2 separate regions of the Homo sapiens genome follow, and region 2 is linked to region 1. The links are chromatin loops, found by intact Hi-C in ENCODE. Cell type or tissue: IMR-90. All regions are shown on one strand. Each heading gives the region's core, and the rest is flanking DNA. Links, peaks and the distances in the headings are about the cores only.

Evidence for each region. Peaks named below come from ENCODE experiments on the same cell type or tissue, not always from the same donor. Only the 100,000 strongest peaks of a DNase experiment are listed, where the experiment ranks them.
Region 2: a loop joins it to region 1, with 7 times the contacts of the local background. A loop is called at or near these places in 27 of 110 quality-filtered maps.

Annotation. Positions count from the first base shown.
Region 1 is chr2:19,662,229-19,673,410 of GRCh38, forward strand. All of the region lies in intron 1 of LOC124905977, which reads right to left. Among named protein-coding and RNA genes, the nearest start is that of LINC01808, 200 kb to the left of the region's middle. In IMR-90, for the core only: a CTCF peak has its summit at 5,065; a DNase peak (open chromatin) is centred at 5,043; H3K27me3 peaks cover 356 bases.
Region 2 is chr2:19,364,116-19,375,297 of GRCh38, forward strand. No RefSeq gene overlaps it. Among named protein-coding and RNA genes, the nearest start is that of OSR1, 11 kb to the left of the region's middle. RefSeq lists a silencer at 5,313-5,607. In IMR-90, for the core only: a CTCF peak has its summit at 5,423; no DNase peak of the experiment used is centred there; H3K27me3 peaks cover 3,001 bases.

The DNA of each region.
Region 1 (11,182 bases), core at 1,661-9,660:
TCAGAAGAATCGCAAAACAAGAAGCTTTAACCTAAACCATTTCAGACAGATGGGACTCCAGCCTCCTTTTCAAGTTATTTTAAAAGGGTATCCCAAATACTACACAATAGTCTTAGTGTCTAAATAGCATTCATGGTCTGCAAGTTCCTCTTTGTCTGTGGTCTAAATTTTTCTACTAAAGTAAAAAATTAAGAACAGCTTTCTATTATATTGTCGGTCATGAAATTATTTATGTTTGGTTATAGTTAATAAATTGCTTTCCAATCTGTTACTGTCTTATTTCATTTTTATTATTAATTTTAAAATTATTAATTATTTTAAACATGGACAAAAGTGTCTTAGTCCACTCAGGCTGCTATAACAAAATACTATAAACAGAGTAGCTTATCAACAACTGAGTACCATACCATAAACTGAGTAGCTTATAAGCAAATTTATTTCTCACAGTTCTGGGGGCTAGGAAGTCCAAGATCAAGGTACCAGCACATTTGGTGTCTGGTGAGAGGTCTCTTTCTGGTTCACAGATGGTGGCTTCTAGCTGTGTCCTCACATGATGGAAGGGGCAAGGCAACTCTCTGGGGCCTCTTTTATAAGGACACTAATTCCATTCACAAGGGATCTGATTTTATGACCTAATCACTTCCCAAAAGCCCTATCTCCTAATACCAACTGATTGGTGATTAGGTTTCAATATATGAATTTTGGGGTGACACTAACATTCAGACTATAGCAAAAAGTGTTGGAAATAATGTAGCAGAGACCTGTATACCCACTTCCCAGATTTCATACATATTCGTATTTTTTCAGTTTTTGGTAAATTAAAAAAGAGCAATTGTTTTTAAAAGATATAAAACACTACAAATATAGTTAGCAACCTCCCAACTCCTAATCCTCTCCCTTTCTTCAACTGCAAAGGCAACCACTATTAGAAATTGTTCTGTGTGCCTCTCAGGCAGATTTTTATACGTTTACCACATATGTATACACACAGTAATATAAAGCACTGTTTAGAAATTTTAAATGGATAGAAATCGTACCATATTGAATACATCATTTTAAAAATTGTGTTTTTTCTCAATGAATGTTCTTAAGATTCATCAGTATAGAATGTATTTTTATATAATTAAGTTGATCCCAAGGTTTTTGCTATTATAGGCAATGTTATTACAGACTAGGAACATACTTGTTAATGTACCTTTTACAAATATAGGACATTTCTCTAAGACATACACCTAGAAGTACTTGCACCAAGGTACACTTTTACCAGCACTGTATAATTTCCTCATTTTCTTTCCTTTTTTTTTTTTTTTGGACAGAGTTTTGCTCTTGTTGCCCAGGCTGGAGTGCAATGGCGCAATCTCAGCTCACTACAACCACCGCCTATCAGGTTCAAGCAATTCTCCTGCCTCAGCCTCCCCAGTAGCTGGGATTGCAGGCATGCCACCACACCCGGCTAATTTTTGTATTTTTAGCAGAGACAGGGTTTCACCATGTTGGCCAAGCTGGTCTCAAACTCCTGACCTCAGGTGATCCACCCACCTCAGCCTCCCAAAGTGCTGGGATTACAGGTGTGAGCCACTGCCCCCTGCCAATTTCCTCATTTTCTACATCTTTATTTGTAACACTTGGTTGTGTCAGACTTTTCCATTTTTGCCAAATGGATGAGTGTTAAATGGCATTTATTGTTTTCCTTCATTCTCATGAGTTTGAGCATCTTCTTGTATTTTTACTGGACAGTAATGTTTTCTGTGAGTTGCCAAACAAAATTAGTTGATTATTTGTATTCAGCTACTTTTCTCACTCTTGAGCTACTGTTCTTGCCGTTACTGATTTGCAGGAACTTTCTAATATGTTTCAGATACTAGTCCTTTGTTAGCATATGTGGTGAAAACATCTCCCATTCAATAGCTTGTCTTTCCCTTTGTCTATGGTTTCTTTTATCATGCAGAAGTTTGTAATTTTAATATAGGCAAATGTATCAATTACTTGCTTTATGATTTGCTTTCTCTGTGTTTTGTTCAAGTATTCCATCCCTTTCCTGGGGTCATAAGTACATCCTCCTAGCCAATCTCACATAGACTATATGGTCTCAGTGTCCACCATCTTTCCTCTTCAGTTCTTTTAAAAAAATCACAAAGATTATTTGGACTATTACAAATTAATGTATGATTATTCCAAAACACCTGGGAAAAGCAGAAAAAACAAATCAGTACATTATCCTCTAAACTTCGTTTTTCCCATCTGTAAGATAAGAACAACAACAATTACTGCATTTGGGTTGTTTGCATCCCAATTATATCAAAATTCTCATGTCAGGCCTCTAGCTGGCAAAAAAAAAAAATGTATATATATTTTCTTAAATAGTCCTGTGTGCCCCTGCACTATTATATACCAGTGTGCAAAAAATCCTGGGGAAATGAAGGAGCAGAGCTATGGACATTGACTTACTGACTCAAGCCTGAGTGATGGGCAGGATCCCAGCAAGACGAATTCCATGAAGTCAGTAAAGCTGCTACCAAACCATAGCAACACCCATTCTAGGTTGTGCTCCAGTAGTACCTGGACTTCTTCCTTTTATAACCACACACTATTCAGGCAGTGACTAAAAGGGCATGGAAACTACTTGGAGAACAAAAGCCACCAGCTGACCTCATCCTCAGTACTTCCCTGGTCAGAGGAGTTAATTAGCCAAAGGGAAAACAATCGACTTTTTTGGTATTATATAATTCCATTGTATTTTTGCCAGGTATCGGATTTCACCACCCACTACCATGGTGTCACGTCATGAAAGAACTTATTGTTAAACACACAGAACAAGGAGAGCTCATAACTTTGCAAGAAGTATAATTCCACATTTTTTGTCTCATTGCAATTGAAATCTTCAGGTCAATAGGTAATTACATTAACGCAACATGTCCTATTTCATATGAACACTGCTCACGTTGAGAGGGCCCTCGCCTGAAGAAAGACTATTTTTAGGAAGCTTGGCAAAGAAAATTGATGTTTTCAGCCCAAACATGCACTGCCAAATAACTAACTCCACCAAATTCCTTCTTACCAAAAAGGAAAAAAAGCAACAAAATAATAAAATCTTCCTTTTCACTATTTTGGGAATTATCTTCCCATGTCTAACTCCCTTCAGCTTTCAGAATCACCTTCACACAACTGTGAGCAAAGCTTCCTTGTAGGATTGTGAAATTTGAAAGACAAATGGGAGCTCATCTGATTAGAAACTCTCATCCTTCCATGCCTTGGAGGAATCACAGAACTTTTTTGTTTAAAGTGAAAATCTGATTAGAGAAGGACTGCATTTACCTTCAAGGACCCCAGAGCTATGGACTTTAGATGAAGGAAATCTCCAACTGTTCTCGGACACACTAAAAATCCTTTAAAACATAAAAAGTAAACGCTTCTATGCACCCTATATAGTTGCGCAAAAATAATCTTTATGATACTTTTAAAATAACTGAAGAGGAAAAATGGTGGACACTGAGACCATATAGTCTACGTGAGATTGGCTAGGAGAATGTACTTATGCCCCCAGGAAAAAGGACTACTTGTATATCATGTCCATAAAGATTATTTGGACTATTATGAAATTAATGTACCATTATTCCAAAAGATCCAGGAAAAGCAGAAAAACAAGTCAGTACATTATTAGACCACTTTAAAAATAATTATTATTACCCTTTCAGGAAACTATAGCACCTAGCACAGAAAGACATCGAGAGAGAGAAAACTAAAGTTTAGCGAGTGTCTACTCCAGCCTCTCCAAAATCCACAGTTTGCCTTTCAAGATTCTCCATAATTTGACCCTAGCCTATCTTTCCATACTTAAGCTGTACTCTATCCTATCTGATCTGTCTGGTCATCACTGGCCTTTTCTCTTTCTTATGCCTAGATGAATCTTACTGATCTTTTAAGTCCCAGATAAAGTCCCAGGTCATCTATTAATAGCAAACCATCCCTAACAACTTAGCTTCTTTGTTTGTCATCAGTATTTATTAACCACACCATCCCATCAACAATTACCTTGTATTATTAGTCTTCATGTATGCATTTCTGTTTTATATTCCCAACTAGACTTTAAACTTATCTTGAGGAAGACTAGGCCTGGCTCTTCTTCCCTCTATACTTCCTCAAGGGCACTATAGCATAATCTTCAAGAGAAGGGTTCTGTAGTTAGAAGGCCCATGTTCTAATTCTGGCTCGAAAGAAACAAAGTTGAGTTCCAAAGTCCTCAACATGTAAACACTTTGGAATCATATAAGGCAGAGTAAATCCTTCTTGCTCGATAGCTTCAAAGACACTGTTGTGGGCCTGGCGCAGTGGCTCACACCTATAATCCCAGCACTTTTGGAGACCAAGGTAGGCAGATCACCTGAGGTCAGGAGTTCAAGACTAGCTTGGCCAACATGGTGAAACCCCATTTCTACTGAAAATACAAAAATTACCTGGGCATGGTGACGGGCACCTGTAGTCCCAGCTTCTTGGGAGGCTGAGTCAGGAGTACCGCTTGAACCCGGGAGGTGGAGGTTGCAGGGAGCCGAGATCGCACCACTGCACTCCAGCCTGGGTGACAAAATGAGACTCTGTCTCAAAAAAAAAAAAAAAAAAAAAAAGAAAGCACTTGTGTTATTTGTGTTATTCTCCCTGTATCTGCTCAGTATAATAAGGGATGGTCTAGTGAGATTCCTGAGTGAGTATCCACAAAGAAGGTGGTCATGAGGTAGATTCTTAAAATATCCCTTATTTACAAAATTATTCTACATGAAAACAATTCCCTGAAGTTGCAAATAAATTGTTATGCATGATTGAAAGCAAACACCCAACCTTCAAACTTAAAACTGGAAAAGTGGTTCATATATTCACTCTCATAAGAGAAGCAGCAATTAACTTTTAAAAAAAATACCTATCCTGGTTTTTATCTGAAAACCAGACATTTGAAAACAGTCAATGACTTTTAGCTTTCCAGAGCATTTTGGCTTGATTACTCAACTTCAGGAAGCAAAGATTTAAAAAATCTTGCCATTCGTATATTTTAAGAGCCGCTGACACCTAATGGAAGGTTTTGAAAGAACATGTGGTTTCTGGGAAAGTGTGATACCAGTGGGCAGTTCTTCTCTCCAAAGACATTCTATCATTTCTATCCAAGAGAGTTGTCCTGGAAGCTGACCCCAAGGACGCAGTAGGGGTTCCAGAAAGCTCTGGTCTCAGGAGTCTGGAGATAAAGATGAATGGGACTGCAAGAATTAATATTTGTGTGGAATTTTTCTACCTTACATTGTTTTCCTAGTTGCTTAGAGGTGTCTTTTGCAGGCCTTGAATGGAGAGAAGATGCCTGTTTGGGGTGCCCCAGTCGAAAAGCCTGATTAGTAATGGCCGGAGCTGAGAACAGCTTTCCACAGGAAGTACGCTTTGCCTCAGCGTTGGAAATCAGTGTGGCGCCTGCTATAGCCAAGTGTCCCTGCAGGACCCCACTGGGAAATCACTTGAGTTTTACGAGGTTAGCTGCAGTTTTTGTGTAAACAACATAACGTTTTATGGTGGGAAACCTAGCCCTTTGCTTTTTATGTAAAAGCATCGATTAAGGCTTTTTTAATGTTTGAAATGTAAAGAAGTGTGAAAAACTAATGTTGTTTCAGAAATGGTCCAAGGAAAAAGATAATGCAGTAGCTACAAGTTTAATGACCTTTCTCATAAAATTATGTGGGGGATTTGTGATAAGCATGGTAATAAAAATGGTTTTGTTGCCTCTAATTCTCCCGGTTGTGGATTAAATGTTTTCTAATGGATAGTACCACTGCTGTCTATATTCATTATTTATTCCATCACTAATTTATTTCCAGAAGGAATAACAGTAAATTCAGATATTAATTAAAATATTTTAAATAGCAAGATTTCTTTTATTTTGTGATTTTTTTAAATGAGGATTTTTTTTAATTGGGTTGTTACCAAAATTACCTTTTGTAAAAGACAACTTAAGTAAAAACCAAATTCAAATGTCAGATACATGTTATTATACATTTATCAAAACCCATGAAATAAACAACACCAAAAGTGAACTTTCATGTAAACTACTGACTTTGAGTGATAATGATTTGTCAACGAAGGCTCATCAGTTGTAACAAATGTACCATTATGGTGACCCAAATTGATAGTGGGGAAGGATGTGTTTGCAGGACAGGAGGTTATGGGAGCTTTCTGCATTTTCTGCTCAATTTTGCTGCAAACTCAAAACTGCTCCAAAAAATGTAAGTCGATTTAAAACATTCATCACAGAAGGTAGTGCGTGTTAGTGCCGAGGGTTAATTTCGTTTTCTGGCTATCTGTGGTTGAAGCCTAAACTTCTGTTTATACCTTTGTGATGTGTTTCAAGTTTTTCTAAAATGCATTAGCCCTGGTGCTAGGCATGGTGGCTCCCACACATGAGTACAGGGGACTCATTTTCCCCAGAGTCCCACAAATAGGACTAGGGACAAAGAGGGAGATTGTCCTGACGATGATGCCCCCAAGGAGGCATACCCTGTATATTGCTTTCCAGACTAATCCTTTGGCACAGGTGTACTATGTTGCTTTTTCTTTTCTTTTCTTTTCTTTTTTCTTTTTTTTTTTTTTTGCCTTTTTCTTGTAGATGCTGTGGTTGGAGAAAAAAGGAGAAACCCCAGTTGACCTTTTCTGAGGGCTGCTGGTTCTTGAGTCTCTGGTAATTAAGTCCTGACCTTACCAAGGGTTTAGCTGCATGTGATAACATGTGACCATTATCAAACTGACCAGCTTTATCCTCAGGTTTTCATACAAGAAAACAATATTTCAAAGGTCAAAGCAATTACTGGGATTTTCAGAACACTTTTTATTTAAGGCTCATGAGCATGTTAGGGCAGAATGTGATTGTCTGCTGTAGTTTGGGCAGCACTGATTGGCAAAGGAAAGGATGGGCCAGGTGAATGGTGCCCTGCAGAGAGGACTCTTATATGAAGAAGATGCCTATTTCTTCCAAACCGGGCAGAGCAGATGGGAAATCTCTAGGAATAAGATGCAGCAGGATGGACGCAGAGAGGGACCCTGCTGTGGTCACTCAAGTCCTCAACACACTCTGGCATGCATCCTCCTTCCTCAAAGAGCACTCAGCGTTCGGCCCATGGTTAACAGAAACTTCCTGATGCATGCCTTTCCGTGACAAGATCAGGGGATATCAGGGTGATGGCAACACTGAAGGATGATGGGGCATCACATCGGTCTATCAGTATGGTTATTTGTGTCTAAGACGTTCATTCAGTGTGCCATGATCCAAGTTATGCTGGGAATACAAATTCAAATAGGACATGCAACCACGTTCAGTCAGTTTACAATCTCACTTTATACATCATCCGTCTTGAGAGAAGCAGAAAGAAAGCAGACATATCTTCACCAGGCTCAGTTCCCGTGTTCTGCCAGAACGCACAGCTGCCGCCCTGTCTGCCCTGTTGCTCTGCCTTTGACCTCAGGGCTGACCTGCAGAGACCACACTTATTAAAGGAGGCAGGTCATTTACTCCTGTTCTTGCCACATGTTGGCCTGTTATGGGCCGACACTGCTGAATTACATGTGGTGTTTTATGAGACGATCAAGTGTCAAGTAGCAATGGAGTGAAAGCTGCCATACAGATTCTGACACAGACCACAAAGCAGGGGTCCTCAGAGCCTTCCTGGTCCTAGTGACGCCACTGGCTGCTGCCCGGGGTGCCCTCATTCGTGGCCAAATGTAAGATCATTGTGTTTTTGCCATGGTCCCCCCAAAAACTTAAAACCTTAGCACAACAATTCAATTTCTATATCCTTCACTTTTTCTTTCATTAAAGGAAAATCACCTCCCTAGAAAAATAAAAACAAAAGAACTTAGATAGCATTTTTTAAATGAAAAGGGGAACATTTTTTTAAATGAAAGGGAGGCGATTTTTTAAAATGAAAGAGAGATGACAGAGATAGAGACAGGTTCCCTCTTACCTCTCAAGCTAAGAGTAAAATCTGGGACTTTCAAAAAGGTATGACTCTTAGAAACTGATTAATTTTTAGATCTTAAAAAGCCATACGGTCTCTTTAAAGAGCAATGAAAGCCTGATTCAAGTTGTTAAATTTTATGTTGTGTGTAATGTTGTAATTGATGTCAAACCTTTCACATTTTCTTACCACTGACATTGGACAGTCTACTCCACTCAAGGGCTCAGTTACCGAAGTTGAGATTAAGTAACCTAACCAGGAAATAAGGGCAGAATGGAATTTTATTACATGGAATTGAGAAGTACAAATGCAAAATAATTAAGTCTGAGCCAAATATAGCCATTCTCTCTCCCATCAGTTTATTTTGGTGGACAATTGGCTGTATTCGGTATTTCACTGAGCTGCATATAAAACTTTATTGCCCTTGTAAAGTGCATGCTGTGAATTCTGATGCTTCTGTGTGTTTGGGGGAACATAATTGTTCCCTTTGCAGAATAGCATGGCTTACCTAGGTCCTGTTACCAAAGTAGGCTTCCAGGACGCCTGCTGCTGAAAGTCCCAGTGCTGGGATGTGTATGAGGAGCTCAGATCAAAGCTAAAGAAAGAGATGTGTAACAATTGGGAAAATAGCCCCCCTGAACCTCAGAACACATTAAATGCAAAGAAAAAGACACAGGTCCTATTGGATATGGTCTCTGGCAAGTTACTGCTGGGTTAAGGCTTTTGCGTTTGTTGAGGGCTTACAATAAGTTAGTCCACACTGAGTGGCTCATCAGGTCTCAGTGATTGTGACGAATCCATTCTGTATTAGCATGTGGGGTCTTTTTCGAGGCAGTCTCTCCCCTTCCCTCCATCCTCAGAGACAGAGGCTGTTTGTATACTGTGAAGGCCTGCTTTACTGTGCATCTGAGACCATAGGAGCAATATGGAATTGACCTAATTAGGATTCTTTTCTGGGAAAAACAATATACAGCTACATACGGTTTCAGTCACATTCCAAGTGCTTTCCTATTCTTTCGACTCCAACAATATGGCAGCGTGTGATGGGTGGGAGGGAGACTGTGATCAGAGGCTGCTGCTTCAGGAACAGCCCAGATGGTGGAAGGTGAGGCTGGGGGAGGGTGGGTAGCTGCATTGATGATGTAGGCTTAGGCTGTGTACAGCTCTGGGACCACAGAGCCTCCAAGACTGAACCAGGACTTCTAGCCCAAGGCTAGAATATATAAGGAGGCCCATTTACCATCATAGTCAGCAGGCCACACGTTCAAGCTCCATGTGCATCCCCACAAACAGCCACCCCTTGAGCCCACCTGGGGCCTAGGGTTTCACATATCAGCAGCCAGGTCTGCCCTCCCAAGGAGAGGACCACACAGGCTCTGGAGGTGGACTCAAGGCCACTGGAGCAGAGAATTCCAATGTCTTAGGAACCCAAAGCATGTGAGGGTGGAGTGGGACCAGGTTTAGGATGAACACATTCCATCAACCTGAAAGACTCTTTGTCCTAGGAGTGAATGGTCGGACAAGGGTCCAAGTGGAGTCCTCTAAAATGCATTGCCTTGGACAGCGTAGTACTGGCTGGAGCTGCCTTGCTTTAGATCATGCAGGGCTTCTCCTAGGTCCCCTCTTCAAGGGAAATTAGACGTCCTGGCTTTGAGTCTTAGCTCTGTTCCTCTCTAGCTGGTTGCCTTGGGGAAGGCATTTAACCTCTCTGAGCCTACCTCCTTATATGCAGAGAGTATTTAACTGTCCATTATGGTGGATCTCAGAAAGCTCACAGGAGTGGAAGGACGTGGTGGGTCATAAAGGGCTCTTTATAAATGGGACGAGCCATGTGATGCTCCCTGCCCTAGTTGGAAGAAGGTAGGTTCTTGGGATAGATTAAGAATGAGTCACACAACTGTCCCTTTCTCACCTACACCCAGGCCACAGTGGGATGAGGAGGGAAGAAGCAATCTTAGTATTGTTACAACTGGAGCCATGGCTGCAAAAGTCCCAGGGAAACATTTTGAGCCTGTTTTCCTAGTATACGTCATCCCATCAACCTAACCCCCAGCAGAGATTCTCTCCGCCTCTGGGCTGGCCTCCATAAGAGCTGCAGGGCAATGAGTGCAGGGTTCCAGAGCCTGCACTTTGAATTTTCCAGCTGGGCACTGACTAGACACACTTCAGAAGCAGAGAGGTACTCAGGTCTAATCGATCCATCTGCAAACCTCTCTAAGGCAGCAAGACTGGCCATCGTTTTTTAAACCTTGATTGTCACCCCAAGTGAATTCTCTGCTACAGGAGACGATCTCCCCAGATAATCTGGCTAGGGCAACAGACAGTGGTCCCAGGGGGAGAAATAAGCCCTGCAGTACAGATCTGGAGCCCGTCAGCCCCCACAGGGGTGGAAGTACCAAGAATGGCTAACTACACACCCATGTCATCAAACATGGTTCTCAATGGACTGTTGAGGGCACTCAGTGGACACAGAGCCATTTATCAAGGTCAGAACCCAGGCCAAGAACGTGGGTACCTATGATAGGCATGGAGAGGTGAGAGAGTTCAGGAATTCCAGGAAGCTGTTTTGGGCATGGTGTAGAGCCAAGGGCAGTTTCTGACTGTCTAGACAGTCTTATGAGGAAACTGAGCAACAACAAGGCACAGTATGGCCCTGATATCTGGCCAGCAACTCCATCCTGGGGCATTGAATATAGGGCTGGGAGTGGAAGGGAGGGTCCCCTTTCTCCTTTTGATGAATCCCTCAGAGGTAATACATGGCCACGGAATTAGCAGACCCAGAACGGTGCTTTTTGTCTTGTTCTACTGCACCAGGGCCTCTTGTTTGTGAATTAGTTAACCTTCTGTGATCCTCCTAAGAATGTCACCATCTGAGTGTAGGTACGGGCCTTTTTATTCAGAACCTCATGGTAAGGAGAGGTAGCTTTGGAATGGGGTTTCTTAACTGTAGCACCACATTTGGGGCCAGATAATGCCGTTGTAGGGGCTGTCTTGTGCACTGTAGAACGTTTAGCAGCATCTCTGGCCTCTGCCAACTAGATGCCCACAACACGTCGCCCCTCCCTCCGCAATATTCTGACAACTAAAAGTGTCTCCAGACATTGCCAAATGTCCCCTGGGGAACAAAACGGCCCCTGGATGAGAGCCACTGCCTTAGACAAATACAGATAGAAACTGAGATGACAGAGCAAAAGGGGACTGCC
Region 2 (11,182 bases), core at 1,531-9,530, 300 kb before region 1:
CTTTGCTCCTCTGAGGCAGGGCCTCCCACTTCCCTATCCTGAGCTTGCAGTGAGGGGTGGAAAGGGAGTGGACCCAACTTGGACATTCCAAAGAATTACTACATTCACCAACCCTCCCTAAGTGATGCAAAGCCGCGCTGTGCCTCACCTAATGGATGAGTAGAATTACCTACTGAATAGAAGGAGGCCAGGTGCTTCTGCCTCTTTAGTGTTTATACCAGGGGTGCTTCCTGGCTTCAGACTGTCACCCTGAAGAGGTGCTGAGCCCCCAAGGCGGTGGCCCAACTAGAAGGGATGCTATTGCTCCTGGGAACTTGAAAGGCATCCTACTGGATGTGGCTTTAATACCTGGTGTTCCTCTACCAAGTGCAACTTAAACTTAAGCATCAGTTTTGGGGAGATGAGAGGGATGGAAGGATGACAGATTGGAATTGAGAATGTTCCACAAAGGGAATACAGTGAACTGGGAGGGGACCACCCCATCAGCAAAAATAAATAAATACAAATAAATCTTTCCTTCTCTGATTTCTAGGAAGTTAGACTCAGGAGGAGGAGTCATAGAGTCATATTTGTGCATCTGAGTTACATCACAATGTAGTGGGGATTCTGCACACAGCGGAAAACCACAATCCCTTATTTTAGCCACCCTCAAAAGACAGATATTCTTCCTCCATGGTCTAGGCTGGAAGTGGGGGGACACTTGAAATGCCAGTTCCCACCATAACTCTCTTCCTAGGTGACTCCAGGCAAATGAATTTGCTGGTCATATCTCCAATTCCCTACATGAGAACCTTTCCATGGAAAAGAAAAGCATTTGCTGAAACACTTGAAGTAGATACAAAACAAAAAAGAAAATATATATTAGCATATGATTTTCACTTCAAAATGACCAATGGTCGGGTTTAGTATATTTAAGTATTGGTTTTCATATCACATGTCAACAATAAAGAAATGGAGAGAAAACTTAAAACTAAAGTATTATAATCTATCTATTCCAGATAGAGAGTTTCTGGAATCATGACTTCATTTGCCAAAACTTCATTCTGTAACAAACATTTCAGGAGATTATCTAAGGAGGAATAAGCCATGTATCGTAGTCAGGATAGTTCATTCTTAATTTTCAGAGAAGACAGCTGATGGGAGCTGTGCCAGGCTACCAGATCCATACAGATAGGAAAGGAGATTAGTTCTCAGTGCCCAGGGTCCTGCACAGGCAGCAAAGTGACTAGGAGCAGGAGTGCCACTGCAGGATGCCTGGATAGGGCATTTCAGTCTTAGCCAACCTGGTACAAGGGCCACCCACTGAGGAAAGGGAGGGCCGGGCACATACCCCAGTTCAGCTCAAGGGCGGGTCAGTCAGCTAGATCCTGCCTGTGTGGTATTGGAGAGTTAAGTTGTCAGTGGTTTAGGAAGGGGCTTGTCAAAAGTCCTGTGCCACGAGATCACCCGGAGAGTTTGTCAATATGCAGATTCCCGGGCCCCATCCCCAGCACTCTGATTTAGGAGGCCCACAGTGGGCTGGGGAGTTGGCATTTTTAAAAAGCTCCACTGATGACTCTGGCACTAGTGGTCTTTAGAGCACATACATATTGAGAACCATTAGTAAAGAACGATTCTACCCAGTAGGGTCTGGGTCTTGCTAAGGAGAATCCTGAGGATTGAAGTTATTCAGATGTAAAGAAATGGCTCTTTATTAAAGCATTATATACACTTCAGTATGTTTCTTCTTGTAAACCCCTTTTTCTTTATCTATAAGAGATAAGAACCAGACCTGATATTCCTGAAAGGCTTTCTTAGCTCCTAATCTTGAAGACAGCACTGGCTACTAGGGGGCTGAAGGGTGATGTGGGGGCAAGGTGCTTGGGTTTTCTTCCAGTCACATCGTGGAGAGGCTCCCATGCTACCCTCATGTGGATTTATCCTAGTGAGTGGACACCCTAGGTCTTGGAAAAATATCCATGTCAGTTCAAAGAGAAGTCATTTTTGCAGAAGAGCTCCCTTGAAAACACAGAGGAAGAGAAGAGAACCCAGAAGCAAAGCTGCCCTCCAAAAACAGGTCAAACAGAAGCCAAAGGGGGTCTGTAGTTTCAGGCCAGTGGAAGTTACCTTTAGTGCTGGAGAGTTGATTGCATATGTGGAAAGAGGAGGGAAAAGAGGCCTCTAAAGTCACTAGTGGGCTTTTTTTTTTTAAACCCATAGTTTGTTCCATGAGTATCATCAGAAGCTTCAAAGAGAAGGAAGGTGACACCAGCTCAATGAGGAGTCTTTGATTGCTCTTCACCCTGCACATTCCGTATTTTCTCATAGGATTTCCAGTTATTCTCACACAGAAGCAGTCTAGACAGCTGAAGGGACACACTAGGATAGCTGATTATTCTTGTGTCACTTGGGGTCAGGACATTAGGCAGTAGGCAACATGTTTGTTGTTGCTGTTGTTTTTAATGCTTTTATTTTAACAGTACTTCTCAACTTTGTTTTGGTAAAAACTCACTTTACATGTCTATTGGTTTTAACAGTAGCATAAAGTGTTGTATATGAGTTCTGTCAATTTTTGTCACCTATCATATGTGTAGATGAGATCATGTTCGCATGTCTTCTAAAGTGTTTATAAAGATTTCCTTAGGATCAGTGTATATAGGGCTCTGGTTTAAAAGAAATTTCCCATGAACTATGATTTCTGTCACAGAGGAGTCAGGGCTCCTGAGCAAATGTGGCTCTGTTGTGGTTCACCTCCCACAGGAGATGCCATTCTGTTACCCCTGTTTTAAGGAAGCACTGAGGCCCAGGAGTCTTTCTGAGGCTGTGCCTAGGCTCATGAGTGTGGTCCTGGAAGTGGAAGGAAGCCTCAGAGGTCAGTAGTGGGACACAGTTCTTCCAAGGACCCACTCCTCTCCAGAGCCTGGCAGGCCCTGAGACCCAGCATGAGCTTCACGAATCCTCTTAGCAAACTGAAGCATCAAGATAATGATTATTCTTGCTTTATGTCTGAGGAGATTGTGGCTTGGAAATATTACATACTTGTCCCAAAGTCACATAACTAGGTAGTCTGGGGCCAGGGCTTAAACCTAGGTATTTGATTCCAAAACCCAAGCTCATAATGGCAGCACCCTGGTTACTTAGTGTGGTCTTCCAGTGACATCAGCATCACCTGGGAGCCTGCTGGAAATGCAGAAGCCCAGGCCATGTCCCAGTCCTATTCCCTCCTGCTCCCTTAGGTAGGCACATGAATGTTTGCAGTGTACACCATTCGGATCTCCAGGCCCAGGCATTAGCTCTGTTCAGTGTCTTTGCTTTAATCTCAGCTTCTAGAACTGAGAGATAAAGCTACAAAATCATACCAAAAGCCTGTAGACTAAAGTTTAGAAAGATTGCAACACCAAACCGCGGGTGCCCTACAGAACCACAAGCCCTAAATCTGCTGCCTCCTCGGCTTTGGCCTGACAGTAAGCAGTCTGGGCTGGCCAGCAACCTCACGCTGGCCCTTCCACATGGTCACTCCCCTCTCCTGGCACCAGAGCAGGAGCCTGGCACCTCCTAGAAGAAGAGAAAATAACAAAGGGCTTATAGGATCTTCTTTGGTGAGCCATGCATTTACCCAGTAACATACATATTATTGATGATAATTGCACATTAGGAATGCATTGTTCACATGTAATTTTGGCAGAGATAACATGTTTTAATTCAAAAGACATTGAACTATGCAAAGGATTGATCACTCGCAAATCAAAAAGTTATTAAATATACACTCTTATTTGATTACCCAAATCTCTGCCAGCCTCACTGTGGTCATTATAGCATCGCCAGTTGACATTCTACCAACCAAACAGAAGCTAGTTACTGAAAGTGTGCTTCATCTTCTCTTCAGCCTCTGCTCTTTAAAATCAAATGCAGAAGATGCCTAAGTTAAGGCAACATGCTGAGCACATAGCTGTGAAGAGTATTACAGGGCAGCATGAAATCAGGACAGGGTCTTGGCAGTATCATCTGCCCCTTTTGGTGTTGTCTTCCTCTCCAAGAGCCCAAAACTTCCAGCCTGCCCCTGTCTGACACTCTCTTTTACCCTGAGTCAGGGGTGGCAAGTATCACCACATCAAGGGGGATGTGCATTGTAATAGCAGGATCTGGAAAGAATCATGTTTAACCTACAGGCTTGGCATAGGAATGGTGCAATTGCCTCTGTTTTAAAAAGCACAGAATATAAAATGTGGAGGAACCTTAAACATATCATCTTTGACACTCCCATTTTACAGATGAGAAATTTGACCCCGGCAATGTGATTTACCCAGTAACAGCATTGCAACTCAAAGCTGGCTTTCCTGTCATCTGGTGGGTACTCCTTACATTTTGCTCCCTGCTCCTCAATTTTGTGATTTAGATCTTGAAGGAAGAGGTCTTACCAAGGGCCTCCCTTTGTTGCTTGTCTTCAGAGGGAGGACAAAGCTTGCATCAGGCAGTGATGTTCCAGGTACAAAGCCTTTCATAGACCTGCAGGCACACAGCAATAGACAGATACACCCATGCCTGGGCCTGGGGTTTGGATGATTGCTCTTCAGTGTAGCAGCTTTATGAAAACATTAAATGTCATTACTTATTTCTTCATGTCCAAAATGTATACTTCAACATTTTTTCTCTGTAGACAAGTGTCACTTTTACTGCAATCTTCAAGCCAGATGTTCCTGGTATAAGTGGTAACAGCTGCCACACTGGCAGGAGTGTGGCTCCAGCCAAGTCACTTTCCAAAAGGACCCAAAAGCCCTCTCTGTGAGAACACTGACATGACAGAAGAAACCCATACCTGGCCCGCCTCGAGCTGCTCAGGAAACCACTGTGAAGGCTGGAACAGGGGTATTTGGGGAGGGCAGTTTGCCAAACCGCTGGCTGCATTTCCCTCTTCCTCAGTGATGAGCTGGGGTCCTGGGTAGGGAGTGCCGAATCTGCCTCCTTTTCTTCAAGCTTCTTTCAAAGCAGTGTTTGTAGTGCCAGCACCCATTATCCACATCCTCATTGGTCTCAGGACCTAGCCATTGCCCTTGCTTTCTGTCATACTTGCCACAGTCTCTATGATCTTCAGTTGACATTCTATTGTTTTTGAATTTTGCTCAAGTTGCAGCCGCCTGGTAGCATTTATCTTCTCAGTTCCCTTGGGCCTTGGTGAATTCCTCAATAAGGTCCCATCTCAGCATCAGCATTTCCAGAAAACACAGGCACAATTTGCCTTCGTCTTCAGCTAAGGCTGAAGAACTTGATTCAGCCAAAAAATAACTGTTGTCTTTGCAATTTTGGCCCTCTGGCTGAAAGGTCTATTATCCAAGAATGCCATCCTACTGAGTAAGGTTGAATTTATAAGACACATGAATACATGAACAGACACACAAACACACTCTCTCCAAAACATAGCTATGGGTGGCTGCAGCGTGATGCTTTCTCCAAGAGATGGCGAGCTCATTCAAACAAAGTCTTGGCTTCTTCCCATGGGTGTGAGGCCAGCATTTAGTGGGAATAAATCACTTTAGGTTTTGAGTCTGGCTAGGTGTGAACTCAAAGGATGGAAAACCTTTTGGGGATGAGCTTTCCAGAAACCAGTGGCCAGCAGAGGTCACTTGGCCCAGGGCCTCCAGGAGTGGTCCAGCCATTGCCCCTCCATCCAGGATCATGGGCCTCAGCCCTGTAAAGAAGCAGCTTCCTCCCTAGAAAGACCAAGAGGTGGTGGAAAGAGACAGGCTTCTAGTCCATGTCTCTAGAACATGCCTCTCCCCAGCTACTTGTTTTTGGGCAAACAGCTTAACCACCTGAAACTTCAGTTTCCTCATCTGTAAAAACAGGATGAACACAAGTTCTATGGGATTATTGTGATTAATGAACTAACGTTTGTAAAGTTCGTGGCACAAAGGGAATAACTGATAAATCCTATTTTCTTCTGCAGACTAGACTGTGATTTTTATCACTTATTGAGCTGAAGGATCTTTTAGGAGAATTTCCTCCTCAAAATCAGAACCGTTCTCAAGCCTGGTGCTGCAAGTACAATAAGAACAACTGTGCCCATTATTACGCCAGTGTTGCTCAGTTCCAAGTCCACATTTCTACGCTCTGCTGTGTGACACCAGGGCTGGGATCTGCAGGCTAAAGTTTTCCTCTGTCAGATGACTTTCTCTTAGATTTTGCAAATAGGGGCATGGGAGCAGCAACCAGGGGTTGGCCTCTAGCGATGGACTTTCACTTAGCATCGCCAGTTGGTTCCAATCTTCAACTTCTTTCAGCACTCCCAGAACCAATCTCATCATGCCCTAGGAAGGTGCCCTCCCCAGTGGGGCAATAACTGTCCTCAGAGAGCTGAACCTCTACTCCATGGACTTCCTATAGACTTCCTGAGCCACCCAGAAGCAGCAAGGATGTGCTGCCTCCTCAGAGGGCTGAGCCCAGTCCTACAGGGTTCGTCCTCTGAGCTTCTAGATGCTGACACCCACAATCTTTGCCTTTGTTTCCCCACCCTTTCCCTAGTGCTCCCAGTTTGCTTTCTTGGACCAGTTTAACCCATCTTCTATATTAAATTCTCTCTGTTGAAATGCCTAGTGTGGTTTCTGTTGTCCTGACTGGACCCCAACTGATACACAGATCAAGAGTGCCAGTTTTCCTAGACGATCCTCATTCACACTGGCTTTCCTAGGATCTTGTCTTGTTTTTGTCCCAGACGCAATTGTCCTGGTTTCTGTGATAAATTGTAAAGTCGTTTAGTTATAGTTGTTCCCTTTAACAGGCCATGGTTGAAGAACTTTAAGCACCTGACATATTAGACTCCTTACTGCAGATTTCTATAAATTCTCTTTGATTTAGAACCATACTTGTATTCTCTACCTAGGAACAGAGTGTTCCTATTGATTGTTTAAAAAGAGGAAACTTCTTGAACACAGCTGAGTACTGAAGCTACAAAAGCATTGCCCATCCTGTCTTTCTTGTAAATCTACACATTATCCATGAGTTGTTCTCTTTATAGTTGCTTCCCAACCTGACCTTCTAGGGAAGAAATTTCTCCCACTTAGAATGTTTTATATACAGAGACCTTAGTTTTCATTCTGCAAGTTTTTTGTTACACTAAGGTCTTTCTTCCTATGCGATCCTAAAGTGACTAAACCTAAAGGTACTTCGGGATGTTCTCTTTGCCTGGGATGACATGCTCCTTCTCTTCTACCTATTTATACCTTATCCTCCCATCTGCTGAAATACCATTGCCTCCTGGAACTCTCTCCCCAGCTAGTGTCTTCTCCCTCTTATAAGCCTATTTCATGTAATTCTCCAACTCACTTTGGCACTTTACCACTTTCTTATTGGGCTTGGTATCTTTTACAAGGGGGTCTTGTATTTATTATAACTGTAAATGCATCTTTAACTTGTTAATTTGACCAACTGCTCAGTTCCTTTGTAGAACTGTTTGTGCTTTTTCTTTGAATCCCTTGCAGCACTCATCAATCTTTCTTTTTACTCCAATAATTCCAAGCCTCTTTTTTTTAGTCCATTTATGTCCATCCGCCTCCTGTTCCCTTACGTATCCCCCAAGTTCACGAACATACCAGGATCATTTCCACTTCTGTACTTTGGTTCACATTATTTCCTCAGTTCAGAGCATTCCTACCCCTTCACACTACTCATCCTTCCTGAATCATCCTTCAGAAGCTTCCTCTGACACTCCAGGCTGAGCTAAGTCTCCCTTCTCTGTGCCACCATCGTACCTTGTCAGAATCCCTATTATTACATTGCTGCATTACACTAAAACCATCTTTTACATGCCTGGCTCTCCTAGTGGACTTCACAGCACCAAGGATAAATGATGTGTCCTGTGCACCTCAGTTCTCACAGCATGTAATACAATACCTGTCACATCGGAGGAACTTGATAAATGTTTATTGACCTAAACTTAATACATTTTTGCTGAATGATTGAGTGACATTGAGACAGCAATTCTGCGAGCTGCCATTTTTCTACCCTGGACACATATTTATCTCCTCTCTTTCCCTGCCAAAACCCCAAAGATTGCTTCACTACACTGTATAATCTTTCTGTCAGGTCTCTGACACACAAAACACATGTAATCATTCCATTATGAGGCCTGGCACTAAGTTTAAGCTGAGTGTGCAGATTTATTGGATCTTGTACCAGGAAACGAGTGAGGCAGGGGTTTAGAGGGATTTCCCAAGGGGATGTAAAATGTTCATGAGGCCTTGTACTTAGAGGCAATTCTATGCTCCTGTGGGAGCCTCAACTGTCCTTGCAGATTGCATTTCTCCATCTACTTTTGAGATATTCAGGCAGCCTACTGCTGTGGGCTGACAGGTAACAAGCAACCTGTACACTGAACACTCACAGCAGCCCCACTTAATGACGAGAACGCATGCCACTACTGACTTACTGTTTTAGTGCAAAGATGAGCTGCATACAATTTGAACACCTGTTCATTTGAAAATGCATTTGGCACACTGGCTAGTTTGCTTTCCTCATATGCTTGTGAGTTCCTCTTCTTGGAAAAGATAGATATTAGAGGCAGATGACAAGTGTCCAGTGGGTATTCTAACATTCCCCAACTGTTTACCTGTGCCTTTTGCCCCAGGAATGTGTGTTTTCCAAATCTTCTTCAAACTTTAAGGCCCAACTTAAATCCCACCTCCTCTAAAAACCTTCATCAACCATTCAACCACTCTGGCTTTTAGGACCCTTTCTTGAAGCTCTGAAGATGAACGGCTTCCACTGTAATGCTTCATGGAATTGTCTTAAAAGGACAAGTTACTGCAAAGAGTCCTGGGCTGAGATTTACAAAGTTCCCATACTGGGTCCAGGTTCCTTTGTTATGTGGGCTAAATTACTCCAAGTTGTTACATTTTTTTCCTCCAACCACCTTCTTCTTCCCCTTCTGCTCCTCCTTCTCCTCTTTTCTTTCTCCTCATGAATTTTGGAGGGGACACAAATATTCGAACCATAGCATTGCACCCCCAGCCCCCCCAAAATTCATGTACTTCTCACACACAAAATACACTGATTCCATTCCAATAGCCTCAAAAGTCTTAACTCATTCCAGCTCAAAGTCTAAGTTCAAATTCTCATCTAAGTATAATCTAAATCAGATATGGGTGAGATTCAAGGTGTGATTTATCCTGAGGCAAATTTGCCCTCCAGCTGTGAGCCTAGGAAATCAAATAAGTTATGTGCTTCCAAAATACAATTGTGGGACAGGGATAGGGCAGACATTTCCATTCCAAAGGGAGAAACAGGACATAAGAAAGGGGTACCACGTCTCTACCAAATCTAAAACTCAGCAAGGCAAACATTAAATCTTAAGGCTCCAGAATAATCTTCTTTGATTCCATGTTCTACCTTCCAGACACACTAGGGCAGGGGCTGGGTGTCAGAGGTTCCCAGCAGCCCCGCCCCCATGGCCTTATTGGGTGGAGCCCATGCAGCAGCTCACAGGGGTTGGAGTGAGGTGCCTGCAGCTATCCAAGGCTGGCATTGCACACTGGTGGCTCTATAGTTCTGGGGCCATGGAAATGGCCCTGCTCCCATGGCTTCACTAAGCATTGACTTAGTGGAGACTTTCTGTGGTGGCCCCAGCCCCATGACTCTGCTAGGCATTACCCTAGTGATCATTCTCTGTGGTGGCCCTGACTCTGTGGTAGTTCTATGCCTGGGTCCCAAGGCTCTCTGAGGCATCTTTTGCAATTTAGGTAGAGGCAGCCATGCCTCCTTAGCTTGTGTATTCTGCATGCCTGCAGAGTTAGCGTCAGGTGGACACTGCCAAGGATTACCACTTGTGCCTTCTAGAGCAGCAGACGAAGCTGTACCTGGGCTTATTTGAGCCACAGCTGGCATGGTCAAGGAGCACTGTGCTGGAATGCAGGGAGCAGAAACTTGGGGCAGCAAGCCCCAAGGTCCTACAGGAGCACTGAATCCTTTCTCTGAAACCATTCTGCTCTAAAGACCCTAGCACTCTGCGCCTGTGATGGGAGTGGCAGCCTGGAAGATCTCCAATACCTCTTCAAGGTCATTCTTCCATTGTCCTGATTAATAGCACCTGTCTTCTATCTATCTGTACAAATGTCCTCATTAAACAGTTGCTTGGCCACACCCTTGATATTTTCTCCCAGACATGCTTTTATATTCTTTACAATAATATCCAGGCTGAGAATTTTCCAAATGTTTAAGCTCTGTCTTCCTTTTGATTATAAATCCTGTCTTTAATTCATTTCTCTCTTCTTGAATTTTACTCTAAGTGGTCAAGAGAAGAAGTGCAGCACCTTGAACACTTCACTTAGAGATTTCTTTTTGCCAATTATCCTAGTTCATTGCTCTTAAGCTTTGCTTCCACAAAACATTAAGACATGGACACAATTAAGCCAAGTTCCTTGCCATTTTGTAACAAGTGTGACCTTTCTAATAAGATGTTTCCAATAAGATGTCCCCCATTTCCATCTAAAATCTCATCAGAGTAGGCTTTACTGTCTGTATTTCTACCAACGTTCTGATCACGACCACTTAAGTAATCTCTAAGACTGAGGCTCTGTCTATAGCTCTCCTGATCTCCTGAGTCCTCACCAGATTCACCCATTATGGGCCATTTATGGCAACCTAGGATTTTTCTAGCATGCACCATCAAACTCCCCCAGCCTTTACCTATTATGCAGTTCCAAAGCTGCTTTTCCATTTTTAGGTATGTGCTAAAGCAACAACCTGACTTCCCAGCACCTATTTCTGTCTTTGTTTGTGCTGCTATGACAATATACCACAAACTGAGTAATTTATAAACAACATTTATTTCTCACAGTCCTAGAGGCTGGGGAGTCCAAGATCAAGGTATCAGAAAAATCAGTGTCAAGTAAAGGCCATTCTCTGCTCACAAGATGGTGCCATGTTGCTGTATTCTCCAGAGGGGCTAAACACTGTGTCCTCATAAAGCAAAAGGGATGGAAAGCAGAAAAAGGGCCTAACTTTTTTCCTCCAGCCCTTTTATAAGGTTACTAATCCCCCCATGATGGCAGAGCCCTCATGGACTTATTACCTTCTAAAGGTCTGACCTCTTAACACTATTGCATTGAGGATTAAGTTTCAACATAAATTTTGGAGGGGACACAAATTCAAACCGTAGCACTGCCCTTCAGTGAAGTTTTAGGCAATGTGCCTCAAGTGAAGTAGAAAATGT